Regions from separate parts of the Homo sapiens genome. Here all the other regions are linked to region 1. A link is a contact called in ENCODE Hi-C data. All regions are on one chromosome and are shown on one strand. The core of a region is the stretch at or near the end of the contact, and the rest is flanking DNA. Distances in the headings are between cores, read along the strand shown.

Evidence for each region. Hi-C counts contacts between places; a loop is a spot of excess contacts on that map. Pooled maps may share reads with other maps.
Region 2: a map of CD4-positive, alpha-beta T cell shows a loop between it and region 1 (4-fold over the local background). The contact joins the promoter of TRPC4AP here to the promoter of CHMP4B in region 1. A Hi-C loop is called at or near these places in 3 of 168 maps with a recorded cell type or tissue (CD4-positive, alpha-beta T cell, gastrocnemius medialis and naive thymus-derived CD4-positive, alpha-beta T cell) and 8 of 50 pooled maps.
Region 3: a map of B cell shows a loop between it and region 1 (21-fold over the local background). The contact joins the promoter of TM9SF4 here to the promoter of CHMP4B in region 1. A Hi-C loop is called at or near these places in 3 of 168 maps with a recorded cell type or tissue (B cell, CD4-positive, alpha-beta T cell and CD4-positive, alpha-beta memory T cell) and 9 of 50 pooled maps.

What each region holds. Positions count from the first base shown.
Region 1 is chr20:33,808,423-33,812,749 of GRCh38, forward strand. CHMP4B (charged multivesicular body protein 4B) reads left to right here and starts at 2,926. Exons shown (of 5, transcript NM_176812.5): 1 at 2,926-3,236. The coding sequence starts at 3,047. It overlaps ZNF341-AS1 (ZNF341 antisense RNA 1), which reads right to left and starts at 2,677. Exons shown (of 4, transcript NR_110623.1): 1 at 2,618-2,677. RefSeq lists enhancers at 2,601-2,895, 2,635-2,714, 3,481-4,321, 4,150-4,219 and a silencer at 2,775-3,054.
Region 2 is chr20:35,091,195-35,095,378 of GRCh38, forward strand. TRPC4AP (transient receptor potential cation channel subfamily C member 4 associated protein) reads right to left here and starts at 1,613. Exons shown (of 19, transcript NM_015638.3): 1 at 1,420-1,613. The coding sequence starts at 1,587. RefSeq lists a silencer at 1,385-1,514.
Region 3 is chr20:32,108,246-32,112,427 of GRCh38, forward strand. TM9SF4 (transmembrane 9 superfamily member 4) reads left to right here and starts at 1,469. Exons shown (of 18, transcript NM_014742.4): 1 at 1,469-1,510. The coding sequence starts at 1,496. RefSeq lists enhancers at 786-1,985, 988-1,732, 1,390-1,569, 1,733-2,475.

The DNA of each region.
Region 1 (4,327 bases), core at 1,676-4,175:
TACAGGTGTTAGCCACTATGCCTGGCCTCTTTCTTTTTAATTCATAGAAGTGTGGCTGCAGAAGTTGTAATCCTTTGGTGACCACACGAGTGGTTTTAATGCTGTGTTCTATCTGAGGATTGAATTCCATAATTTTGTCCTTTAATGTCTGTGCAATTTGAAACACTCGGCAAATTTTGATAACACCCATATTGCTGGTTCTGTTTCTGTTTCTCCTTCATTTTCCTCTTTCTTTGTAGATGACTTGACAAGTTCTTCCAATTCCACATTTGTTAACACTTCCCAGTGGCCTTCAATATGATCTTCCACTTCTTCATCAAGCATGTCCCCAAATCCTTCTCCACCAACTTGTCTTGCTGTAGCCTCTCCAGTAATATTTATTTATTTATTTGTGACAGGGTCTCACTCTGTCACCCAGGCTCGAGTGCAGTGGTGAGATCACAGCTCACTGCAGTTTCAAACTCCCAGGCTCAGATGATCTTCATGGCTCAGTCTCCTGAGCAGCTGGGACTATAGGCCTGTGCCATCATGCCCAGCTAAATTTTGTATTTTTTGTAGGGATGGGGTTTCGCCATGTTGCCCAGGCTGGCCTCAACTCCTGGGCTCAAGCGATCCACCTGCCTTGGTCTCCCAAAATGCTGGAATTACAGGCGTGAGTCACCGCACCCAACCTCCAGTAACTTTTTTTTTTTTTTTTGACACGGAGCCTCGCTCTGTTGCCCAGGCTGGAGTGCAGTGGTGCCATCTCGGCTCACTGCCAGCTCTGCCTCCCGGGTTCACGCCATTCTCCTGCCTCAGCCTCCTGAGTAGCTGGGACTACAGGCGCGTGCCACCATGCCTGGCTAATTTTTTTGTATTTTTAGTAGAGATGGAGTTTCACCGTGTTAGCCAGGATGATCTTGATCTCCTGACCTCGTGATCCGCCCGCCTCGGCCTCCCAAAGTCCTGGGATTACAGGCATGAGCCACCGCGCCCGGCCTTTTTTTTTTTTTTTTTTTTGACACGGAGTCTCTCTCTGTCGCCCAGGCTGGAGTGCAGTGGCGCAATCTCGGCTCACTGCAAGCTCTGCCTCCTGGGTTCACGCCATTCTCCTGCCTCAGCCTCCAGAGTAGCTGGGACTACAGGCACCCGCCGCCACCATGCCAGGCTAATTTTTTGTATTTTTAGTAGAGACGGGGTTTCACCTTGTTAGCCAGGATGGTCTCGATCTCCTGACCTCGTGATCCGCCCGCCTTGGCCTCCCAAAGTGCTGGGATTACAGGCGTGAGCCACCGCGCCCGGCTCCAGTAATTTTTTTTTTCTTTTTGAGACAGAATTTTGCTCTTTTCGCCCAGGCTGGAGTGCAATAGCACGATTTCAGTTTACTGCAACCTCTGCCTCTCAGGTTCAAGTGATTCTCCTGCCTCAGCCTCCCAAGTAGCTGGGATTACAGGCGTGCGCCACCACGCCCAGCTAATTTTTTTATTTTTATTTTTTATTTTTAGTAGAGATGGGGTTTCACCACGTTGGCCAGGCTGGTCTCAAACTCCTGACCTCAGGTGATCCATCCGCCTAGGCCTGCCAGAGTGCTGAGATTACAGGTGTGAGCCACTGTGCCCAGCCCATCCAGTAATTTTTATATTTTGCAGTCTAAACCTATTCCTAAGTCAGTGCAACCATCCATTACTTTCAGTAAGTGGCTTGGTGCCACTGGTTTTAGGAGATTCCTTGCTGAAGCCTTTATACAGGCTCAATGCTTTCTGGGGGGTAACAGGTTGCTGTCAGTTGGAACACATTTTTTGTTCGTGTCTTCCACGTATAAGCTTAATGCTTTTTCTTTTCTTTTGTAAAAAAATTTATTTTCTTTTTTTCCCCTGTAAGTAAGGATACAACTTAATGCCTTTTCTATCTTAACTAAGCACTTATCACACACTGTGGCTGTAACTTTTGCAGTTTGAGGTACGACAGCAAAACCAGCATGAATTTCTTTTTCCTCTTTCACAATTCTAGGGCTAGAAGATTCGTTCTTACTGCAGACCTCAGTAAGCTCAGCATACGATTTTTTTTCTTAAGCTCAGAACTTCCACATTTACATTTAAAGGAAGCACTTTACAGCTTCATTTTGGCATATCCAAACTGCCAGCATTACTACTCTTGCACTTTGGGGCCATTATATAGTAAAATGAGGGTTACTCGAACCAAAGCACTGCAACACCGTGGCAGTCCATCTGATAACTCCTAAGCTGGTAAGTAACTAACAGATGGTAGAGGTATGTTGGACAAAGGGATGATTCACATTGCAGGTAGGATGGAACAGGATAGCACGAGATTTCATTAGGCCAATGGAAATTAAAAACTTATGAACTGTTTATTTCTGGAATTTTCTATTTAATACTGTCAGACCTTAGCTGGCCAAGTGAAACTACTCAAAGTAAAATCTCAGATAAGGGGGACACTACCGTACTTAACTGGAGAAGATACTGCTTTGCTTCTGTGACCACAGAATTGACAGGTTGAAATTGGAAACAACTGTTGCCTTCACGCTTTTAAGACAACTTCACATGAATATACATGTGAAGTTCAAGCATGGCAGTATCCCATACTAGCAATAAATTTTTGAGCAGTGTTGCACACTTACTGTCATTTCTCTTACTGTTCTGCCACTCCTACAGAGCGCAGGCCAAGGAGACTACATTTCCCAGAATGCCACACGCCCTTTGACCCCAGCTACAGCAAAAGACGCGCCGGGGAGCGCCTGAAGCCGGAAGACTATAGCTTCCCGGCATGCAGCACGCTTCCCCCTATTAGATTTGAGGCGCGGCCGGCGCGTTGCCCACTGGGAGTTGTAGTCAGTGGCGCGTTGCCCTGACGCCTGCCGGGCCGGGCGTGGGGGCCTGTGGGAGGTGGCGCGGCCGGGCCCAGCTGCGGGGCGGAGGCGGAGGCGGAGGAGAGGCCTGCGGCGGCAGGGAGCGGCGGGACTGGGAGCGGGCGCCGGAGCCGACCCGAGCCGAGCCGAGCCGAGCCGAGCCGGAGCGGGCGGCGAAGGCCGGCGCGGCGAGCAGCAACCATGTCGGTGTTCGGGAAGCTGTTCGGGGCTGGAGGGGGTAAGGCCGGCAAGGGCGGCCCGACCCCCCAGGAGGCCATCCAGCGGCTGCGGGACACGGAAGAGATGTTAAGCAAGAAACAGGAGTTCCTGGAGAAGAAAATCGAGCAGGAGCTGACGGCCGCCAAGAAGCACGGCACCAAAAACAAGCGCGGTGAGGCTGCCCGGCCCCTTCAGACTTGCCACGGGCTCCCCCCAGGCTCCCCGGGCCCGGACTTCACCTTCATCAGACTCGCCTCGGGGTCTGGTCTGACCCTGGAACTCTCCGGGTCAGACTTCTTGCCGGGTCTGGGACCCCCTCCCCGACTCCCTTCAATGTCTCCCCGATCCCTGGACTTTTCCATCGTCAGACTTATTCTGCCCTCTCCCCTCAGCCTCTCTCCACCCCGCCAGGTCCCTTCAGACCCCAATCTCACAGCACTTTCCTCCGCCCTCACTCTGTCCCTTTCTCTTCCGCCTTTTCCTTCTCGCCTCACCCACCTGCCTAGCTACTGCCCCTGCCTCCTCCTCGGCTCATTTCTGCCCCCATCCTAGCATTTCTGTGCTTCCTGGTCCTACCTGTGCCCTCTCCCGACTCCTCGGTGGAATCTGTGAGCTGCCCCTTGGCCTCTCCCCTGTCCTCTTGTCTCAGAATTCTCGTTGAAAAGCCTCCTTGCTGGAGAGAAAAGGGGACTGGGGGAGATGAGACCCCCGATTCCTGCTCTATTCACTTGCTGAGTGAACTTGAGCAAGTTGCTTTCCCTTTGAGGCCTCAGTTTCCCCATCCGTCAGCCAGAGTTCGGCCTCTGTTGAGGCCTAAGGTGTTTTCCAGCGTTGTGATTCACTTTTTGTTGCCTCGTAGCTTGACCTTACCAAAGTTTCCCGTGGCGCAAGCCTTCACCCCATGACTCACCGCTTCCCCATCCGTCTGAACCAGAAATAGAGACTCCCGACTGCTCCCCAGTCCCCACTACTAGGATTCAGGGCCCCAGTATTGAATCTTGAGGCACTGCTTACTTTACTTCCTGTTGTCGTATGGCTTTCTGGGCATTCCAAGTGCTTTGTGTTTTTCTTAAGTGAGATGAATGTGAAAATGCTTTAAAACTGTAAAGCAGTTTAGAAATGTTTGCTTTTTCTTGTTATGGCCATGTGAGAGTGAATCACAGAACGACATCCCTTCCCCTTGAGAGGGGTTTAGGATTGAGGTAATTCACTCAGAAGTCTGCTAGTGACTAGCAGTGCGACCTTGAGCTCATTTACCTTTCT
Region 2 (4,184 bases), core at 363-2,862, 1.3 Mb after region 1:
GCCTGGGCTGGTCTCGAATTCCTGGATTCAAGCGATCTGCCTGCCTCGGCCTCCCAAAGTGCTGGGATTACAGGGTCTTAAGTCAGGTCTTAAGAACACAAGGGGGAAAAAGGCTGCTCATCTATGGTTGTGTGATGGCCAGGAAAACATTTCTCACTCACAACTGCTCCTTTCGTCCACAGTCCTCCATACACACAGACCCCCTAGCCTTTATTTTATTCTATCCTTTTCGTCATTTGAGGAAGTGATATTCAAATTAAATTTAAATAAAGTTACACTGTGAAAAGTCTCACTCCCATTTTCTCCCCCTTTAGCCCAATTCCCACCTCACTCCCACCAACCACTTTATCAGTTTCTTGAGTATCCTTCAAACTTTTTATGAAAAAGCTGTCTTTAAATAAAGCTAATGTTTTACAGGTGTTAGCAAGGTTCGGGGTGGGGGAGGGTGGAAGAAGTAGTGGACTAGGTCCTATTCAACCTGGTTTACCCTAAAGCAGTGTCCTTCGCTCACTCAAAAATAACAATAATCATATGTTGGGCACCTGTTATAAGTCAGATGCTTAATATTAACTACCTTCAGCCCTTAGTATGCACCAGAAATGCACTAATGCTTTACACAATTGCCCCCTTTGATCTCCACAACAATCTTAAAAGGTAGGTTACTAATTCTCATCTTCATCTTACAAGTGAGGAAACTGAGGCACAGAAAGGTCACCTGCCCAAGCAAGAGAGAGGAGCAGGGCTTTGAACCCAGGCCTGACTCCAGAGTCCCTCTTAACCGTGACGCTCTACACTAGCAAACCAGATATAGTCTCTGCACCCGCTGGAACTCAGCCTAATGTGGGAGACGGGCGAGAAAAAGGCAGACAACAAAGAAATACGAAATTATAGACTAAGAAAGTAATGTAAACGAAACGAATTCGCGGCTGTGACAGAATAACAATGGGGACCTACTTTAGAAAGGGGAAGGAAAGAGTGTCAAGGAAAGGCCTGAGAAAATGACATTTATGAAATGCTCGGGAACCATTTGGGGGCTGCAATGATGACCCCCTCCCCCACGCCCAATACACGGGATAAACTCGAGGCCCACAGAGGCTAAAACAAACACGACAGGGTCCCCCAGACGTGTAGACGTGGCGCAAAGAAGGGAGGATCCAGAAACTGGGCCCAGGGTTCGTACACGCCATCAGTGTCCACAGCAGCCCAGCCCCGCTCGGCCCCTGACAAGGGACATCAAGCCAGCTGCTTCCCACGGCCCCGCTGCAGCTGAGAGCGTCCGGGCAGCTCACAGGGAGGCCTTCCGGCCAGCCAAAAGGGCTTTGGCCCGTCCAGCGGCGGCCTGGAAAGGCCTCTTCCCCGGCCCCCCGCCAGCTCCCGCCTGGTCCGCCCCGCCCCGCCCCTCCTGGTCCAGCCTCGTACCTGCACCGCCCGGACCAGGCCCCGGCCGGTCAGCTGGCCCTGCCGCAGCTGCAGCAGAATGTTACCAGGCCGCGGCCGGCCGCCCCATCCGCCCCAAGCCGCCACTGTGGCTGCCGACCGTCTCCCTCGGCCGGCTCCAGACCCAGCCGCTACCGGCGCCGCCGCCATGTCTCCTCGTCGGACAAACAGGAAGCAAGCGGCCTCGGGGCCGCGGAGATTTCTACGGGGCGGCGGAGGGGTCGCCGCAGCGCCCCCAGTGGGCCGTCGGCGGAGGCGCAAGCCGCGTGGCAGGGACCGTGTGCGGCGTGGAGGCTACTGGGAATTGTAGTCCTGCGCGGCAGCGGGGTAGGTGGGAAAAGAGATGTGGCCTTTCCTGCACTGCCGGTTTCTCTGGCCCCCGGGCCCAGCATTTCGGCGAAATCTCCCAAGGTCCACATTCTCCCATTTCTCTCGCCGATTTGGGCAGGATGCAGGCAGCTGGCCAAGAAATGATCCTGGGCTTCAGGTCAGGAGTCAGGCCCTCGAGTCCGCTTCCTGCCTGCTTCTCTCTACACGTGACTCACCGCGGACATCGACCAAGTCATCGCGCTCTGCCACTGCGCCTGTGTCCTCGTCAGGTCACTCCATCTATAGATTCTGGGAGCCTGATCAATCGTAGTTCCTGGGGCTTTCTCTGCGCCCGACACCAAACCATGTCTAGGGGAAAGGGAGGGTGTCTGGGATACAGTGGTGAGCAGAACGGCCTGGGATCCTTTATCACGAAATGCAGGTTACAGGGGAAGACAGCAGATCCATACACAAAGAAACGCAGTCTCAAACTGGATAAGTTGTGTAACTGGGTAGGTTGTTGTGAAATTAAATAATGGAAGGGAAAGGGATTAGTAAATTGTGACATCATATTCTCTGTCAGATGAAAACCCTGTCCTAATTTCTATCCACCAGATAGCATGTTGTCTCTAATACTCATTTTTTCAGCTAACTTCTGTGGCAGGATGGCACTGACTCCCCCCACCCAACACACACACACTTTTTCCCTTCCTAGCAGGGGGCCTGTAATAAAAATGAAAGAGGAGAGCTAAGTGTGATGTAACAGGGAATGGTGAAGATTGTGACTCATAACTAAGATGACTGTAACTTACTGCTCAAACCAGAACACTTTAAAGAATGAAAAGACACAATAAATAATTACACCGGGACGGTAGGCATAAAAGTGACTCTCCCAGGTGAACTGGCACTATGGTTACCATCCTCACACCCCATCTAAAAGGAGTAGACTCACCATCCATCTTCATAGAACTAGAAAAAAGAATCCTAAAAATCATATGGAACCAAAAAAGAGCCTGCATGTCCAAAGCAAGACTAAGCAAAAAGAATAAATCTGGAGGCATCACATTACCTGACTTCAATCTATACAATAAGGCCATAGTCACCCAAACAGCATGGTACTGGTATAAAAATAGGCACATAGACCAATGGAACAGAATAGAGAACACAGTATAAAACCAAATACTTATAGCCAACTGATCTTCGATAAAGCAAACAAAAACATAAAGTGGGGAAAGGACACCCTATTCAACAGCTGGTGATAACTGGCAAGCCACATGCAGAAGAATGAAACTGGATCCTCATCTCTCACATTATACAAAAATAAACTCAGCCGGGTGCAGTGGCTCACACCTGTAATCCCAGTGGCTCACACCTGTAATCCCAGCACTTTGGGAGGCCGAGGTAGTCAGATCATGAGGTCAGGAGTTCGAGACCAGCCTGGCCAACATGGTGAAACCCCATCTCTACTAAAAATGCAAAAATTAGCTGGGCGTGGTGGCATGCACCTGTAGTCCCAGCTACTTGGGAGGCTGAGGCAGGAGAATCACTTGAACCCTGGAGACAGAGGTCACAGTGAGCCGAGATCACGCCACTGCACTCCAGTTTGATGACAGGATGAGACTCCATCTCAGAAAAAAAAAAAAAAATAGCCAAAGAAGTTACAGTCAGGAGATATTTTGTTCCCTATAGAAACTGAATATAACATCTTAAAATTTGTCCCTGAGTGTTGTTTCTTAGAAACTCGAACCCCCACCAAATGGATCTGCTGATAGGCAAACTCAGATAAGGGAGAGCTGAGAACTAAACTTTGACTTCTATTTTTTGTTATAAATTTCTTCCTAGGGGGCCTGGAGGAGGACACGACCATAAGTCAGAGCTAACATTCTTTTCTGCAGATCCCAAATTTTTAGACAAAGCTTTACCTCCTTAACCAATTACAAGTCAGAAAATCTTTGAATCCACTTGTGGGCCCCTGGTTGGAGATGTCCTGTCTTTTTAGGTGGAACCAATATACAGCCCCTATGTATTGATTTATGACTTCGCCTGTGGCCTCTGCCCTCCTGCCATTAAAAACCTGTAAGCCGGCTGGGCGCGGTGGCTCACACCTATAATCCCAGCACTTTGGGTGGCCGAGGCAGGTGGATCACCTGAGGTCAGGAGTTCGAGACCAGCCTGACCAAAACGGCAAAACCCCGTCTCTACTAAAGATACAAAAATTAGCCAGGCATGGTGGCACGTGCCTGTAATCCCAGCTACTCGGGAAGCTGAGGCAGGAGAATCGCTTGAACCCAGGAGGCAGAGGTTGCAGTGAGCTGAGATTGCACCACTGCACTCCAGCCTGGGCGACAGAGCAAGACTCTGTCTCAAAAAAATAAAATAAAACCCCTGTAAGCCATAAGGGAGTTCAGGTCTTAAGCATAAGCTGTTTGATTCTCCTC
Region 3 (4,182 bases), core at 219-2,718, 1.7 Mb before region 1:
CAGCTAGTAGCTCAGTGGGGGTTGGAATGTCCAAGATGACTTCAGTTACATATTATAGTGCTTAGCTGTAGTTTCTAGAATGTCTTGAGGAGTTGGCTGGGCCTCCCTCTCTCTCCAGGTGCCTTTCCAGCAGAGTAGCTACACTTCTTTATAACCAAGAAGGTAGAATCAGACGTTTTCAATCCTCTTAAGGCCTAGGCTCAGTACTGGCAGAATCACTTGTAGCACATCCTATTGGTCAAAGCAACCAACATGACCAGCCAGATTCAACAGGAGGTAAAACAGAGTCTATCTCTTGAGGAGAGAAACCGTATGCTCATCATGCAAGGACGGACAGAACTACGTGGCAGCCATCTTTGCAGAAAATCCACCACAGTGGTGCCCATAGGTGGGGATCAGAGTTCAACTGTCCCTTGCCCCCTAGAATTAGATAAAAAGAGTCTAATGAACTGTTAGCATAATGCTAAGTGCTGCAGCACACAAAATGCTCGGCAAGTGCTGATGATTATTATTAATCATTATTATTCTTTTAATAGCTTTTTTAAAACAGTCTAAGATAGCACTGGTACTGTATTCAGTTTAAAGTGATATACATGGGTCAAATGAACTTTGAGTTCTTTCCCAACCTTAATACCATGATTCTTTGAGTCTCTTTTTCACAGATTTGGAAACTGAGGCTTAGGAAGATTGCGTGACTTGTCTGGAGTCACACACTAAGCTAGTGCATGACGTCCACATTCAGAGATATCTCCCTCCACTGAATATGCTGGTTTTCACTCGTTCATTTAAAAAATAATGTATTGGGCATCTACCACAAGCCCAAAGGAGTATACATAAACATATACTGACAATTATTTATTGAATACATCCTATGTAATACTGTGTCACTGAATCCTCATCACAAGCCTATGATGAACCAACCCCCTTCCCATTTCACAGATGGGAATGAGGAAGAGCAAGGTAAAAAACGAACAAACAAAAAAACAGGGTCCACCCTCATGGGGATTACAGTCTACTAAAGAGGATATAGGATAGTCAAACAAATACTTAAAATCAAACAAATACTTAAATATATAATTACAAATTATTCTTGGAGTCGTACTGCTCTTGGAGCCCCAGTGCCCACCCTTTCCCTCAAATCAAGGTCTCAGGTAACCCTGGCAATGGGTCTTCCTGCCAGTAGTAAAGATGGCGCTGAGAGCACGAGCGCACTTTCGCACACCCCCATTACCCACAATGCAGCGGGAATAAGGGAGGCTCAGTTTCTGCCAGGAGCTAATATGGCTTCCTTAGTTACACCGTTCTCTCTCTTCACCTAATCAGCGACCTTACTTTCCCAGACCAGACTGTCGAGCAGGAGCTAAGACTCCTTTTCCCCTCTGCTGACCGCCACTACAGGAGCGGTTGAAGCCAGACGACCACCTTGTGGAGTTAAACTCCGTAACCAGGGAGCACCACTTCCGCTGACGTCATTACGGCGACACGTGGATCCAAGATGGCGACGGCGATGGTGAGTGAAGGAGACTCCGGGAGCGGGAGCTGGAGCGGGGCCCTCCGGGGTATCCCAGGATCTTCCAGCACCCCATGCCTGGCCCTGAGCCACCTCCGGGACCCCTGACTCAGGCCTGAGGGCTACCTCTGACTGGGCTTGTCTTCCCCGAAATCCACCTCCCTGGCCCTGCCCCTGCACTCAGGCTTGTGAAGGCCCCGAGTTTTGGGGGAGGCGCCGTTTCGGAGGAAGACCTCGGCTGCTGCCTTCGCCGGTTCCCATTCTACTTTTGGTCTCCGCCCACTGTGAGCCCCATTTTCCATTTCTCACCTCCCTGTCCTGACCCCTCTGAAGACCCCCTCCCGTTATTCTCATCCTTGCTCCTCCCCGTCACGTCCAGACCCTGCTCTCCCCGCCTCCCCACCATCATAACCAGTCCGCAGATGTGACCTCTCCTCTGACCACCCTCCCAGCCCAAGCGCTGCCTCAGATCCTTTTCAGAGCCCTGTCCTCACTTACACTCATAGCTGTCCCCATCGCGCACCCCCTTGACTGCCGCTACCCCAGAGCTTGCCTTCACCTACCCCACCCCCATCTTTCATCCCTAGAGGCTTCCCTGCCCTTCCTGTCTTCTCTCAGTCAACTCCCTGCCCCTCTCTTAGGGACCTTTTACCCTGTTGGTTCTCAAACTTTACTGTGCATAAGAATCTCGAGGTGTGTAGGGGGAGGCATGCTAAAAATGCAGTTTCCTGAGCAGCCCCACTCCCAGAGATTCTAATTCCATAGGGCTAGGTGATGCCCAGGAATCTGCCCTTTTATAAGCACTCTAGTGATTATATAGTGGAGGTGGTCTGTGAACTACGTTTTGAAAAACACTAATAGCCCCACCTCACTGCTCTCCTTCCCATTCCCCAACATGGCCACACAGCTCGTTAGGGATGAAGGCTCTTTATTATGAAGCTATATGTTGGGATGAAGTCTGTGTGTGGATGAGGGTGGAGGTAAAATAGCCATGCTTGGAAGTTGGGTCAGAGCTTGCGGGCTCCTGGTGCAGAACCTTGGAAGTAAATCTTTGAAGGACTGGCCCTTTTTCTAAAAGTTTAGTTCAAATTCTGCTTGTCAAGAGACCAGAACTAAAATTGAAGTCACTTAGTCCAGAATGATTTCCTGGGTCTTCCTGCATACTGCCTCCTCAGCAGATAATTTCGTCCGGGGAGTGAATGACAAGGAAGACTCAGAGAAAAGGAAATGACATTTGACTTTAGCAAAGGAAGATTCTGGCTTAAATAATTTGGTGTTGGTTTTCTCCAAACAGGGATATATTATTGACTGGTAGCAATTTTCCCTCCTTCTCTTAGCTGACTGAGAACTTACCTTTGTTTAATGAGGGATTCCTTATTTAGAACTTCAGAGGTCAGGTAAAAAGATTTCATGGCCTTACCTGGTTTCTGTGGTTTCAGACTTCAGGCTGAACCACGAGTGGGGCAAATCCTCAAAGTAGTATGTTGAAACCTACATATATGTATATATATTCTGGTACCACATTCAGAACAGAGATAGTGTAAGAACTTAAAAGGAAATCACACCCTCTCTTGCTATAAGGAAAACATTGAGTAAAGTGGTATTTACGGCACTGCACTGGGAAATCCCTGCCTTGTTCAGAGATTTTTAAGAGGTTATAAGCTAGCAATACATATATGTGGTACACATCTATTTAGTCAACAAATATTTGAGTACCAATTCTGTTCCAGGAACTAGGGATGTAGTTGTGAATTACAGGGTCAAGGTCCCTACACTTGTGGAGCCTTTCTGGTTTGAGGAGACAGGCAGTGAACAAGTAAATACGTGAACAAAATAATGTCACCAGTAGATGCTGTGAGGACAGCAAAATGAAGTGATAGTGATTAGGGGTGACTGGGTGACACAACTACTTTGGATTGAGTGGTCAGAAAGAAGTCTTCTCAGAGGAGGTGACTTGAGTTAAAACATAATTAACAAGAAGGAACCAGCCATGCAAAGAATGTTCCAAGCAAAGGAAATGGCAAGTGTAAGGGGCCGATGTGGAAGGGAGCTTGGTGTTTTTGAGGAACACACAGAAGGCTGGAGGGGCCGAAGCATGATGAGGGTTGGGGTAGGAGAGAATGATACAAGATGAAACTGGAGGGAAGCAAGAGCAACTGTTTTGAGAAGCATGCCTGGAAATGGGAAGGACTGCGGTCTACATTTTGTTGTCTGTGGATTGCATTTTGAAATAGTGTTGTATTAGGCTGCTTCCCCTTCCCATCCCCTTCAGGACAGTACTTGAAGGGAGCCAGCTTGTTCTCAGTTGGCACAGAGGCTGTGGAAAGGAGTTTGGATTTTAGTCTAAGCACAGTGGAAGGGACAGTGATTTTTGCCCAGCACAGTGACTCACACCTGTAATCCCAGCACTCTGGGAGACCAAAGCTGGGAGATCGCTTGAGCTCAGGAGTTTGAGACCAGCTTGGACAACATGGCAAACCCCTCTACAAAAAAAATACAAAAAGAAAAAATTAGCTGGGCTTGGTGGTGTGCACCTGTAGTACCAGCTACTTGCGGGGCTGAGGTGGGAGGATCACTTGAACCTCAGTGAGCCCTGATCACTGCACTGCACTCCAGCTTTGGCAACAGAGCGAGACCCTGTCTTAAGAAACAACAACAGGCCGGGAGCAGTG